Linked DNA regions of Homo sapiens: region 2 is linked to region 1. Evidence: chromatin contacts called from ENCODE Hi-C or POLR2A ChIA-PET data. All regions are on one chromosome and are shown on one strand. The core of a region is the stretch at or near the end of the contact, and the rest is flanking DNA. Distances in the headings are between cores, read along the strand shown.

Region 1 (7,114 bases), core at 3,322-5,821:
ATTCTACATCGCAAGAAAATTGGCATCTGTATTTTTAAGATTATTTGAAAGAAAAGATTCCACCAAAAAAAAAAACTGTGCTTCTTCAAATTTATCCCCCTTATAATGTTTATCTCCATACTAAAATTAAAAATCAAGCTAGAAAGAAACAGGGATGAGAGTATAAATTTTATGTGTCTGAAACCTTTACATATTAACAATAAACTACATGTAAACTACTACATGGTCAGGATGTTGGTCAAGGTAATAGGTCTACTCTGGTGCTCTGCTCCATTTCCTTATCTTCCTTACATGTCCATAACTATTTAAATGTTGTTCCAAAACATTCATGCGTCAGCCGGGCATGGTGGCTCATGCCTTTAATCCCAGCACTTTGGGAGGCCAAGGCAGATGGATCACTTGAGGTCAGGAGTTCGAGACCAGCCTGGCCAACATGGGGAAACCCTGTCTCTACTAAAAATAAAAAAAATAAATAAATAAAATAAAAATTAGCCAGGCGTGGTGGTGCACACCTGTAATCCCAGCTACTCAGGAGGCTGAGACAGGAGAATCGCTTGAACCCAGGAGGCGGAGATTGCAGTGAGTCAAGATCGCGCCACTGCACTCCAGCCTGGGTGATGGAGTGAGATTCCGTCTCAAAAAAACAAAAAAACAAAATGTTCATGCATGGAACCATCTCAGGTTTCAGGTTTACCAACTGTAATTCTTTGCTCAAAAATTGGAATATTCCGGCCAGGTGCAGCGGCTCATGCCTGTAATCCCAGCACTTTGGGAGGCCGAGGCAGGAAGATCACCAGAGGTCAGGAGGTCGAGACCAGCCTGGCCAACATAGTGAAACCTCGTCTTTACTAAAAATATAAAAATTGGGAGATATACCTAATGCTAGATGATGAGTTAGTGGGTGCAGCGCACCAGCATGGCACATGTATACATATGTAACTAACCTGCACAATGTGCACATGTACCCTAAAACTTAAAGTATAATTAAAACAAAAACAAAAACAAAAACAAAACAGAAAGAGGAAAAAAAAAAAATTATCTGGGTGTGGTGGCGCATGCCTGTAATCCCAGCTACTTGGTAGCCTGAGGCAGGAGAATCGCTTGAACCTGGGAGGCAGAGGTTGCAGTGAGCTGAGATTTGTGTCACTGCACTCCAGCCTGGGCAACAGAGCAAAACTCTGTCTCAAAAAAAAAAAAAAAAAATTGGGATATTCCTTTATTACACATTCAGAAACTTCTCCTCCTAAAGCTCCAAAGCTCTGAAACAAACCAAACATGATGGGGATAGCAAATAAATCCACTAAACGTTTATGACTCAATGTAAGCTGCACGTTTATTATCATGTATCAGGGAGTTTTTATAAATTAAAATTTCAAAATAAGAAAACATCAATAATCTAATGACTGATACATTCTTTTTTGTTTTGTTTTGTTTTTTGTTTTTTGTTGAGACGGAGTCTTGCTCTGTCGCCCAGGCTGGAGTGCAGTGGCGCAATCTCGGCACACTGCAAGCTCCACCTCCTGGGTTCACGCCATTCTCCTGCCTCAGCCTCCCAAGTAGCTGGGACTACAGGCGCCCGCCACCACACCCTGCTAATTTTGTTTTGTACTTTTAGGAGAGACGGGGTTTCACCATGTTAGCAAGGATGGTCTCGATCTCCTGACCTCATGATCCACCCGCCTTGGCCTCCCAAAATGCTGGCATTACAGGCATGAGCCACTGGGCCCGGCCTAATGACTGATATATTCTGAAACAAATTTAGAGGAATACACACATAACTATATAAGATTTATAATCTAGCTGTAGAAGTCTCTAATCAGAATTTTTTCTATATGTAATATCAATAAAAACCCTTTAAAAAAAAACACCACATATCTGATAAAGGATTCATATCAAGGTATATAAGGAAAGCTTACAACTTAATAAGACAATCAGGCTGGGTGTGGTGGCTCACGCCTGTAATCCCAGCACTTTGGGAGGCTGAGGCGGGCAGATCACCTGAGGTCAGGAGTTCGAGACCAGCCTGACCAACATGGAGAAACCTTGTCTTTACTAAAAATACAAAATTAGCCGGGCGTGGTGGCACATGCCTGTAATCCCAGCTACTTGGGAGGCTGAGGCAGGAGAATCGCTTGAACCAGGAAGCGGAGGTTGCGGTGAGCCGAGATTGCACCATTGCACTCCAGCCTGGGCAACAAGAGTGAAACTTGACCTCAAAAAAAAAAAAAAAAAAGGCAAAACTCTATCTCAAAAAATAAAAAATAAAAGACAATCAATCATATTTTTAAATGGGCAAAATATTTGAAGACTCACTTGAACAAAGAAGATATACAGGTAGCAAACAAGCAAATGATAAGATCACCATCACTAGTCATTAGGGAAATGCAAGTTAAAGTTATAATGAGATATATACCTACTAGAATGGCTAAAATTGAAAAGAATGACAATACCAGTTGTCAGTAAGAATATAGAGAAACTGGAATTCTCATTCATTGCTAGTAGGAATGCAAAACTTTGGAAAACTTAATGGCGGTGGTTTTATAAAGTTAAACTTACTCTTACCACATGGCCCAGTAATTTAACTGCTTTGTATTTACCCAGAAGAAATAAAAACATACTGGCAAATGAAGACCTGCACATAAAAAATTTTAACAGCTTCATGTATAATAGCCCCAAAGTGGAAACAACACAAAGGTTCGTCCACTGGTCAACGGGTAAATAAACTGGTATGCGTCCATACAATAGAATACAATTCAACAATACAAAATACAGAATACTGATTAACAACATGGGTGAAACTCAAAAACATTACGTTAAGTAAAAGAATGTAACTTATATCTCAATCAACATTACTTTTAAAAACACTAAAATAGATACATACACACCAATGATCTAGGATCTACTTCAAGAAGCTAGAAAAAGTAAAGTAAAACCAAAGTATTAGGAAGGAAATAACAAAGAGCAGAAATAAATGAAATGGGCAAACAATTGAGAAAAAAGTCAGTTCTTTGCAAAAATCAACTGCATAAACCTTTAGCTAACATGATCAAGAAAAATGAGAAGCCACAAATTACTGTATCAGTAATGAAAAAGGCGACATCAATATAAGTCTTACAGATATTAGTAGACTAGTAAGAATATTCTGGGCTGGGCGCAGTGGCTCACGCTTGTAATCCCAGCATTTTGGGAGGCCAAGGTGGGTGGATCACGAGGTCAGGAGACTGAGACCAGCCTGGCCAACATCGTGAAACCTGTCTCTACTAAAAATATAAAAATTAGCTGGGTATGGTGGTGTGCACCTGTAATCCCAGGTACTCGGGAGGCTGAGGCAGGAGAATCGCTCGAACCTGGGAGGTGGAGGTTGCAGTGAGCTGAGATCGCGCCACTGCACTCCAGCCTAGGCGACACAGTGAGACTCCGTCTCAAAAAAAAAAAAAAAAAAAAAAGAACAACATCAAAATACTTAACATCTATGAATTTCAAAATAAGTACTATATAAAGCTACGACAATTAAAACAGTGTGGTACGGGCCTAAGGGTAAACACAGACCAATGGAACAGAATCAAGTCCAAAAAGCAGAACTACACATATACAGTCAATGCTGTTTGGTCAAGCTTTCAAGGTAATTCAATGAAGAAAGGAAAGTCTTTTCATTGAAACAGCTGGATATCTAGATAGATAAAGTAAATCTCAACCTCTGTCTTACTCCACATACAAAAATCAATTCAAGATGGCTGATGGACCTTAACATAAAACCTACCATCCTAAAGCTTCTAGGAAAAAAACATAGGAGCATATATTTATAAGTTTCAGGTAAGCAAAAATTTCTGGACAGGACATAAAAGGCACAAACCATTAAAAAACTGATAAACTGCACATCATAAAAATTAAAACTTCAGCCACATGTGGTGGCTCATGGCAGTAATCTCAGCACTTTGGGAGGCCAGGGTGGGCGGATCACTTGAGGTCAAGAGTTTGAGACCATCCTGGCCAACACAGCAAAACCCCGTCTCTACTAAAACTACAATGGATGAAACTCAAAAACATTACGTTAAGTAAAAGAGGCTGAGGCCTGAGAATCGCCTGAATCTGGGAGGCAGAGATTTCAGTGAGGTGAAGTTGCACCACTGCACTCCAGCCTGGGTGACAGAGCGAGACTCTGTCTCAAAAAAAAAAAATAAATAAATAAATAAAAGAAATTCCTCCTCAACAAAAGACAGCATTTTTAAAAATGAGCAGAAAAGTCACAGAATGGGAGAAAATATCTGCAGCTCATGCATCTGACAAAAGACTTGTATTCAGACCACAGCACAAAATAAAAAGTTTTTTTAGGGCAAAAGACTGGGGCACTTCAGAAAGGACGATGTATAAATGGCCCGTAAATACATGAAAAGATACTCTACATCATCTGTCACTGGGAAATGCAAATAAAAACCCCAATGATATACCATTTCACACCCAAATGTTGATATATGTGTAGAACAATGGAAACTTCTCATACAGTGCTGGTCAGGGTATGGCACAACCACAGTGGAAAGTTTCTTAAAAGGTTAAACATGTTATCTTTCCTATGACTCAAAAATTCCACTCTTAGGTAGAATTAAAGAGAAAGGAAAACTATGAACACGAAAAGCTTGTAAAAAAAAAAAAAAAAGCTCACGGCAGTCAAACCTCATAGCTTTTGGTTTATTGATACTAGCCAAAACCTAGAAACTACTCAAATGTCTATCACTAGGAAGATAAATTATGACATATTCATTAAAATTCCATAAAAAGGGAATAAACTACTGATTCACACAACATGTGTAAATTTAAAACTATGTTAAGTGAAAGAAGTCAGAGACAAAGAGTACATATATAAGATTCCATTTACATATAAAAAATTCAAGAACAAGAAAAACTAATTTATGGAAATAAAAATCAGAAAGGAATTTTGGATGGTGGTGTAGGGGGCAAGGAACTGGCTGCAAAGAGGCAGAAGGAAACTTTGGGAATGATGGAAATGTTTTTCATCTTTATTGGGGTTATGGTTACATATGTGTATACATTTTCCAAATGTAAGCTATACATTTCAAATTAGTACATTTTATTGTTTATAATTTTATACCTCAGTAAAACTGATTATAAAATTTTTAATTTAAATTTAAAAAATTGTCATTGTTACTTAAAGCCATGTTCCCTTCAGCCTAAAACCATCACCACCATCACAGCAGGGCAGGCTGAGGTGACCTTCATCAACATGTCAGCCAGGCCACTCACTGAACAGGTCCAGTTTTTCAAACTGTCCCACTAACTTCACAGAAGCCTCCACGGGATATTTCAGGCTATCTTTTACGTTTTTGTTTTGTTTCATTTCACTTATTACTACTTTTTCTTGTTTTGCGAGATGATGTGGACGCTTTTTTTCTAAATTCGGTCCCTTTCTTTTCCCCATCACCAAATTACATTTCCATGTTTTTCTCTAAAGAGTGTATTTATTCCCAAGCATGAGCAACCACTCCAAAAGCAAACAAAACTATCAAAATGTTAGCAAGTGTGAACAGGAGCCAGATAAAGAGGTGTGAGCTGAAAATGCAGACGCAATTCTTCCACTCTTGACCATTCTAACCCCCAGATCATAGATATTAGTGAGTTTTCAGCCCTAGCTCCAGGATTACTGGCTACAAATGAGTCCATTTCAAAATCATTTTATTTCATATATTGTTAAAACTTCACAACTTAGACATATCACTGTAATTTGTTTTCAATATGAAGAGGAGCAGGATTCTAAAATTTTTTTTAAAAACCATGATATGAAGCAAGTTTTTCCGGTTGGCATATCTCGGCCACACTTCTCTTAATAATCAAAGGGCAGGCATCACCACAGCTTTCTAATTCACAGACATCACAAAATAAGGGCATATACACAGTATCTAAAAAGCATGCTGTGCACAGCTCAATGTTAATGTCCCTGAAGTACACTTATTAAAAATATGAATATTCAGGCATTAAGTATTTACAGGTACCAAGACACAAGTTACTTTTTATTTATTTTTTTTATTTTTTTTGAGACAGCTCTGTCGCTCAGGCTGGAGTGCACTGGGCCAATCTCAGCTCACTGCAACCTCCACCCCCTGGGTTCAAGCAATTCTCCTGCCTCAGCCTCCTGAGTAGCTGGGATTACAGGCACGCACCACCACCACACCGGGCTAATTTTTTTGTATGTTTAGTAGAAACGAGGTTTCACTATGTTGGCCTGGCTGGTCTCGAACTCCTGACCTCAAGTGATCCACCCACCTGGGCCTCCCAAAGTGCGGGAATTACAGGCATGAGCCACCGGGCCCAGCCACAGGTTACTTTTTAATCTGATAGAACAGTGAGTACAAAAACTGTAACAATTATGCTCCATTTTCAAGGACAATTCTAAGACCAACATCAAAGATGCTGTCATATATACAATAATCACAACATTAAAGTGATTCAGTAAAAAATTTCAGTTAAAAAATAAGGGGGGCTGGGCGCAGTGGCTCACACCTGTAATCCCAGCACTTTGGGAAGCCGAGGCTGGCAGATCACCTGAGGTTAGGAGTTTGAGACTAGCCTGGCCAACACAGTGAAATCCCATCTCTACTAAAAATACAAAAATTAGCTGGGCATGGTGGCGCATGCCTGTAATCCCAGCTACTCAGGAGGCTGAGGCAGGAGAATCACTTGAACCCGGAAGGCGAAGGTTGCAGTGAGCCCGAGATTGCGTCACTGCACTCCAGCCTGGGTGGCAGAGTGAGACTTGGTCTCAAAAAAAAAAAAAAAACGCGGAGGGGAGGCGGGGAAGAAACATTTATCCAGACTTGCCAGAAACCCAATCACATGACAGTAAAGAGCCTGGAAAAATCAACAAACATCTTTGAGTGGCCAAGGACCACAAAGCCCATGCTTGGGATGGGCAGAGCCACAGAATCCCTGATAGCCATTGAAAATGCCCTAGAAAGGCAGATGAAAGAAAATATTTTACTATAAACACACAAGTCTGAAATTAGTAAACAGAGAACCAATCTTAATCACTACAATGATTTCTGAGAATACCCTACATTACTTAACAGAATAGTAAATGATGTCCATAGCAGTGACCTTGAGT
Region 2 (7,326 bases), core at 1,936-4,435, 100 kb after region 1:
TTACAACTTACATACCAGCTTCCACTTTTCTGTAGTGAGTATGTGGGGGCTTGGCATCTATCTACCCCTTCTTCTGCCTCCCCCAGTTTAGTCAGGGGCAGCCATCAAACCCCTCCACCGCCCTCCACTCTGCATGCTGGGCTTAGCTACCACGGGCTCTCCAGGCCACATCCCACACCCTGGCCGCTGCCCAAGCCCACCGTCCACACCTTCCCACCCCTGCTTCACGCCTTCAGTGCTCACCATTACACCTGTCCCAGATTCAGAAGCTTCTGTGTGGGTCACTCAACTGGGTCCCCTCCCTCCTGCTGGCCACATTCTAGCCACAGTGGCCAGTGTTCTGCCTCAGGACCTTTGCACATGCTGTTCCTTTTAACTGGAAAGCTCTTAGCCTCATCTTCACAAGGCCACCCTATGCTCGCCCTTCGCTTAAATGTCACGTCCTCAAAGAGGCCTTTTCTGGATGCTTCAATCATATTTGGCTTCCCCAGCAAAGTGGGGTTTTCCTTCATAGATGGGTGTTACTTTGTGGCTGTCCATGAACTCATGTGATTATTCACCCACTGTTGGTCTCAACAACCAGACTGCAGACACCACCGGGGCAGGGAGGGTAAGAGCAAAAATCCCCCTTACTCTGGTCACAGTGGCCACCTCCAAGGCAAAGTGAAACAAAGCCTGAAGGAAGACAGCGAGAGAGGGATGTACCCAGGAGACGCAGACAGAAGGTGAGCAGGGGTGTGGGCTTCCCAGCAGACCTGGCCCAGGCCGGTGAGAAGGGCCATCAGTGGGGCTGATGGGGATGCTCCACCCAGGACAGCTGGCACTGCGCCACAGCGTACAGACAGCCCGCAGCTGCCAGGAACGCAAGACACGTGGGAGACTTAAACACACCTCCCAAGGCTAGGTAGATAAACAGTAGCATAAAGTGATTATGAAAAATAATGTTAATAAACCGATGCAGTGACTGTCTGATAAAGGTTCTATTCTACAGAGACTCAGCCGGCTTTTCAAAGGCCCCTGGGTCTGTGTTAGGCGGCAAAAAGAGACTCATCAAATCCCCAGAGTATAAATCATAAGTCAATATTCTCAGGCTACAATACTGAAAACTAAAAATTAGTTTTAAAAAAAGGATAAATTTAAAAAAATGGAATTCCTAGAAATGAAAGATCATTTATATAATTTCGAAGTCACAGGAGAATTTAAAAATTCAATTACAAAATATTAAGAGAACAAGATCGGCAATACTATATGTACAAATGAATGGAATGGGGCAAAAGTGAATTCTGAGAAAAATTAATAGTTATAAATTATTTTATTAAACAAAAATAAATGAAAATAAACAAAATAAGTATCCAAAGCAAGATATTTTTTAAAAAGAACAAAATAAATCTCTCCAAATGGCACATAATTTGTCCATCAATAATTATTAGAAGCAATATAGGCCAGGTGCGGTGGCTCACGCCTGTAATACCACCACTTTGGGAGGCCGAGGTGGGCAGATCACTTGAGCTCAGGAGTTCAAGACCAGCCGGGGCAGCATGGCGAAACCCCATCTCTGCTGAAAATATCAAAATTAGCCAGGCATGGTGGCACACACCTGTAGTCCCAGTTAACTTGAGTGGCTGAGGCACGAGAATGCCGTGAACCCAGGAGGCAGAGGTTGCAGTGAGTCGAGATCGTGCCACTGCACTCCAGCCTGGGCGACAGAGCCAGACACTGTCCTAAACAAACAAACAAATAAACAAAAAACAAAAAACAGAAAAGAAAAAGAAGAAGTATAAGAGATTAATACGTAAAAAAGGTTTGTTAAAAATTGGAAAATCCTCAGTGAATTGGGATACTTTTTGGTTAAATTATAAACTATCAAATATCGACTTAAAAAGGAGGAATTCCAAGAAGAAAAATGGCAAATGTTATTAAAGAATTGCTGTTTCAAAAGGCACTAGATCCCAGGCAGTTCTTTCAAATTCTTTTTTTTTCTTTTTAATTGAGACAGGTTCTCACTATGTTGCTCAGGCTGGTCTCAAACTCCTGGGCTCAAGCGATCCTCCCACCTCGGCCTTCCAAAGTGCTGGGATTACAGGTGTGGGAGGCGTGAGCCACTGCAAATTCTTAAAGTGAAAGAAAAAGATGTGCAGCTTCCCAGTTCATTTAAAAAAGTTAACAAACCCTGATCCCAAGCCTCTTGAGATGGCATGACATGCGTCTCAACGCATGCGCACACGGACGGAACAGATGCCCTTCGCTTCCACCTATAAATAGACACTCAAGTCCCCTACCCAATGCTAACAAACTTCATCTAGCCACATAGCATATTTTATTTAAAGGAGGGCTAATTTCAGGAATGCTTTAAACCTGTTACTACAAAATCACACTTTAATACACCATGGGAAAAAAATGTACCGTCATTTTAATACGCATTGAGAAGGCATTTGAGAAAACTCAATATTCTTTTCTGATTTTAAAAAAGCCACAACCTTGAAAACACAGAAAGAAGCTATTTTCTTCATGTGATAAAAATCTCTCTCTCGGCCAGGTGCAGTGGCTCACGCCTGTAATCTCAGCACTTTGGGAGGCCGAGGCGGGCGGGTCACCTGAGGTCAGGAGTTCGCGACCAGCCTGGGCAACACGGTGAAACCCCATCTCTACTAAAATACAAAAAATTAGCTGGGTGTGGCAGCGTGTGCCTGTAGTCCCAGCTACTCAGGAGGCTGAGGCAGGAGAATTGCTTGAACCCGGGAGGCGGAGGTTGCAGCGAGCGGAGATCATGCCACTGCACTCCAGCATGGGTGACAGAGTGTGACCCAGTCTCAAAGAAAAAAAAAAAATCACTGTCTCAAACCAATAGCATGCACCCCATTTAGGACTGGAACACAGTGGCATTTTCGTGGCAGCCAGCAACAGGCTTATTTCGCATTTAGGCAGCCAGGGCTGGCTTCTCCCTTGTGGTTTCTGCCTTTGGTGTCAGGGCTCACACCCAGGATTCTGTGAATAGCGGGACCTTTCCAAAGCAGGGAGGGGCTGGCCACTTACTGCGCCACTTCCTCTGTTGACAGAGAGCCACGCTGTGGCCTGGCCTGGCGTGCGTCAGGTGTGGAGCAAGCACAGGGCCAGCTTGTCTTTAAGAGGCCTCAGCCCGGGCCCTGGGGATGTGAAAGCCCACGCAGTGTAGCTTCCCACCTACGTCTGCGTGTGTGAGCTCGGGAGCCTGGCTTCCTGTCTCACTTCTGCCCAGCACTGCTGGAGGCAGCAGAGAACTGGGCACCTTTTGTTTTTCTTGACACTGGGGAAATGTATAAGGAAGTCTTGTTAACTGTTTGATGAAAAGCACTTCAGCACACTGTGCTGGCCTGGGAAATGTGTGCTGGGCCAGCAGGCTCTGAGCCAGCTGTGCACACCTGGAACTCCTACGGGTGAGTGGCTGCTCCCATCCCCCTGGGACTGGCAGCACGCGTGAGGGAAAGACGGATATTGTACTATCAAACCCTTCCTAAATCAGGCTGGTCAGAGAGTACAATCAAACTAGGGAAAAGGCCAAGCATTAGAAGTCCTATGTACCTGTGCCAGCCCAGGGATGCCTACACATTTGACCTACTGCATTGCTGAGACAGGAATGCTTTGAAATAAGTGTCATCACTGCATGCAAATGAATATGTTAAACAGGAATTTTCCCCAGGCTCTGACTATGGTTTATCTATTTAAGTTGTATTAACAGGGACTTCTGACATCTTAGCAAAGCCATTTTCCCAACAGCATAAGGGGAAATGCCAACTCCATCCCTTTCCAAAGAATTACAGCATCTGGCCAGGCACAGTGGTTCCCGCCTGCAATCCCAGCACTGTGGGAGGCTGAGGAGGGTGGATCACCTGAGGTCAGGAGTTTGAGACCAGCCTGGCCAACATGGTGAAACCCAGTCTCTACTAAAAATACAAAAATTAGCTGGGCGTGGTGGTGCACGCCTGTGGTCCCATCTACTCAGGAGGCTGAGGCAGGAGAATGGCTTGAACTCGGGAGGTGGAGGTTGCAGTGAGCTGAGGTTGCACCACTGCACTCCAGCCTGGGAGAAAGAGCGAGACCCCATCTCAAAAAACAAACAAACAAACAAAAAACAAAACCCCCCCCCAAAAAACCAAAACAAACAAAAAAAGAAGAATGACAGCATCCACGAGAGCATGTGTTTCTGAGGTTTCCACTAAGACACGTGGATCTGTAAACAAGAAGCCTCACCATAGGCTTCTTGCAAATACTTCGCCAAATCATGGAAGCCAATTCCATTCCACACCTTTGTTACCAGCTAAATATTGCACTTTACCACTGACTAGGTGCTTGCTGAACAAGGAGGACAAAGGCCTCTCTCTTGCAGGAAAAGGAACAACATGAATAACGCACCAAAGAAAGAATCTTGGGAGGGTTCAAGGAAACAGGAGGAAGACAGATGAAACGGGGCTCAGTGTTCTCGCTGCTGTGGAGGAGGCCACAATTCCTCCTGCAACACTCGCAGTGACTGTAGAGCATGCTGATGAAGCCGGAGAAAATGGCCAGCCCTCTCTGCACGTTGAGCAGGGAAGGCAGACACGGGACCACCTGTGGCCTTATTCTCACCTCCCCTCGCTCATGGCCTGTCTGGGCCTCAGGCTCTGTCCTGTCCCATGTCATCTGCTCTTTCAGTCTCCCTCTTTCCTGGCCTGAAGTGAAGCTGGTTCTCCCATTCCTGGGATGGAGGCTGAGGCCCAGGCGGGGCCCGTGGTTGCATGCGGGGCTCTGGGGTCCACCTGGACGGATGCACACCTCATGATAGCTGAGTGCCACACGGGAGCATCCGGTGAGCTGCAGGCATGTAAAAGAGGGACCCACTGAGGCTGGGGCAGGTGACCCCACCATCCCCACGGACAGCACATCACACCCCCAGGACATTTAAAGGCCTGGCCCCTCTGCTGTCCAAAAGTCTAAGAGGCTGGGTGCAGTGGCTCACGCCTGCAACCCCAGCACTTTGAGAGGCCAAAACAGGAGGATCGCTTGAGCCCAGGAGTTCCAGACCAGTCTGGGCAACACAGAGAGACTCCCCCATCTCTACACAAAGTTTAAAAGTTAGCCAGGAGTGGTGGTGTGTGCCTATAGTCCTGGCTACTTGGGAGGCTGAGTCAAGAGGGTTGCTTGAGTCCAGGAAGTCAAGTCTGCAGTGAGCTAAGATCATGCAACTGCATTCCAATCTAGGCGGCAGAGTGAGACCCTGCCTTAAAACAAAACAAAACAAAGTCTAAGAAAATACTAAGACCTGTTTCCCCGCGTGAGTGTGCTTCTCACATCACCCGAGGGCAGGTGTTCTTACCCCCTCCTTACAGAAAAGGGCGCTTGCTGAGGTGATGGGGAGGTCCCTGAGGCGGCAGTGCAGACTGGGGAACGGTCCAGGGGTCTGCCTGGGGGCTGCTTGGCCCTCCCTGGGCCTGGCTTCCTCTGCCTCCCTCCCCTTCTCCTGCTATGGTGGCCCCAGGCCGGGGAGGAATCTGGGCGCCTCTGCCCATGCTGGGAGAAGCGAGAGGTTTCTAAATCCATCCCTGGCTCCATGTGCAGCCAGGTCTGGCACCAGACACAGCCTGGGAGCTGCCAAGTCAGGCTCCCCACAGAGCAGCCACAGCAGGCGGGCGGACGGGCATAATACCTCCTCTGAGAACAGGCCTGGGCAGCGCCCTGGCTCCTGGGGCTGCCAAATGAAGTGCAGTTTTAAAATGCAGTGGGTGTCCCAGGCAAAGTCACAGACTGTCCTATGCTGGCTGCATCTGGGCCTGAGCAGGGGTTGCATTGCGTCCCAGGGTCCGAGGATCAGGGAATGCTGGGAGATCGCTGAGCTGTGCCCATTGTGGGCCGGGTGCTGAGGGCTCACTACAACCCCTGGGAGGTGTCCTGGCACCCCTGTGGGGACACCCAGGTCTAGCTGCCCAGCTGTGTGTGATGGGGCTGAGACCACACTCAGGCCTGTCCAGGCCCCAGGGTTCCCACCTCACGGGGACATGGGTGTGACATGTGTCCGAGTCTCAGGATTAAGCATGACAGCCGGCAAGCTATATTTGGATGCTAACACCCTGGGGGCATTGTCCTTGTGAAGCAACGCTGGCCTGGAGGCTGGACGGGCTCTGCCTTCCTATCCACCCCTGGTCTCAGCCCCAGCCAGCCGGCCCAAAGCATACTCACCCTCTCTGTACAAGAAACTCTCCCCCGATGCCACTAGACTCTTCAGGGACCCCTGCCGGGCTTCACGAGCCTTCAGCGACCCATCCTGCCCACCCACGGGGCGCCCTGCACCATGCTGGTCCCTGTTCGGGCATCCCACCAACTGGCCGCCTCCATCGGGGTAGCAGCCTTGCCACCCCTGCCCTCCTGCCACAATCTCACCTCGTTTGGAGCTCAGGGCAACACTGAGTGTGGGGAAAGGCCAGGCCAGGAAACATCCCAACGTGGGGTGTTCACTGTGGGGGTTTTGAGGAGTTGGCAGTTACGGAGCCTCGGTGTTTTCACCTTTAAAATGGGTTCAGTGATCCCTGGCTCACAGCAGCAGCGTGGTGAGAACTCCCTCAGAGGGCCACCACCATGCCATTCTCTGATGGGAGCCCATGACCCCCCCACAGGACCCCTTTGCACAGCAGGGGGTGGGCATGTGACTCGCGCTGCCCTGCCTTTGGATGGGAGCCCCACACAGGCAGGCAACACGTGGCCTCCTGTCTCGCTCCTGACTCGCTCTACAATCGCCACCATAGGGCTGACCTCAAGGGAGGGTGAGGGGCTCCAGAGGCCATGGTGCTGGGGGGCCGTGGCTCCAGGAGGGAGGGGGAGGTCCTGCCCTGCTGGGCCCTTGGTGGCTGGCACCATTGGCTAGGTGCCTGCTAAGTGCTCAGCAAATGGCTGCTGAGCTGAATCAGGTATCTGGATTCTGAAGGGTACCCTGCTACCAAGGTGCCTTCACCTAACTTGTCGAAGGAGAACCACAACCAGATAGGAGTAGGAACAGGCCACTCCTGTTCCCCAGGGCTGGCAACGCTTTGTCTCACCTCCTATGAACACGTGTCCCTTTGTTCCGTCTTTGAACGTGTTTGTGCACCACGGGGAGCCACATTCACCCGAGCAAGGGAGAAGGTTCCAGCCGTCCAGGGGCCTCTCCACAGTTCAAAAGCCACCTGGACAGCCTGGGCCTTGGAACTGCCACAGTGCACCAGGAGGATGAAGGTGCCAATAAATAAGTGTGGTGGGGACCCATAGAGCCTCAGCCCCGCCTGGCTTCTGGGATGGAGGGGTGGCAGGGGGGTCTCACCCCCTAGCCAGGTCCATCTGGGG

What was found. Hi-C counts contacts between places; a loop is a spot of excess contacts on that map. ChIA-PET counts read pairs that join two places held with the same protein, here RNA polymerase II (POLR2A). Pooled maps may share reads with other maps.
Region 2: a pooled map shows a loop between it and region 1 (4-fold over the local background). The contact joins two enhancer-like sites. A Hi-C loop is called at or near these places in 1 of 37 single-sample maps with no recorded cell type and 7 of 50 pooled maps. POLR2A ChIA-PET finds 5 or more read pairs at or near these places in 5 of 52 experiments (GM12878, HEK293, activated B cell and 1 more).

Annotation. Positions count from the first base shown.
Region 1 is chr2:237,996,153-238,003,266 of GRCh38, reverse strand. All of the region lies in intron 4 of UBE2F (ubiquitin conjugating enzyme E2 F (putative)), which reads right to left. All of the region lies in intron 4 of UBE2F-SCLY (UBE2F-SCLY readthrough (NMD candidate)), which reads right to left. Among named protein-coding and RNA genes, the nearest start is that of UBE2F, 33 kb to the right of the region's middle. Within about 2 kb of position 4,571, at least 4 of the 41 ENCODE cell types and tissues checked have a DNase peak (open chromatin) inside an H3K27ac peak, as active enhancers do; they include GM12878, where a contact is called at or near this core.
Region 2 is chr2:237,894,575-237,901,900 of GRCh38, reverse strand. All of the region lies in intron 2 of RAMP1 (receptor activity modifying protein 1), which reads right to left. Among named protein-coding and RNA genes, the nearest start is that of RAMP1, 39 kb to the right of the region's middle. RefSeq lists enhancers at 2,739-2,848, 2,929-2,978, 6,030-6,908, 2,946-7,175. Within about 2 kb of position 3,185, at least 29 of the 41 ENCODE cell types and tissues checked have a DNase peak (open chromatin) inside an H3K27ac peak, as active enhancers do; they include GM12878, where a contact is called at or near this core.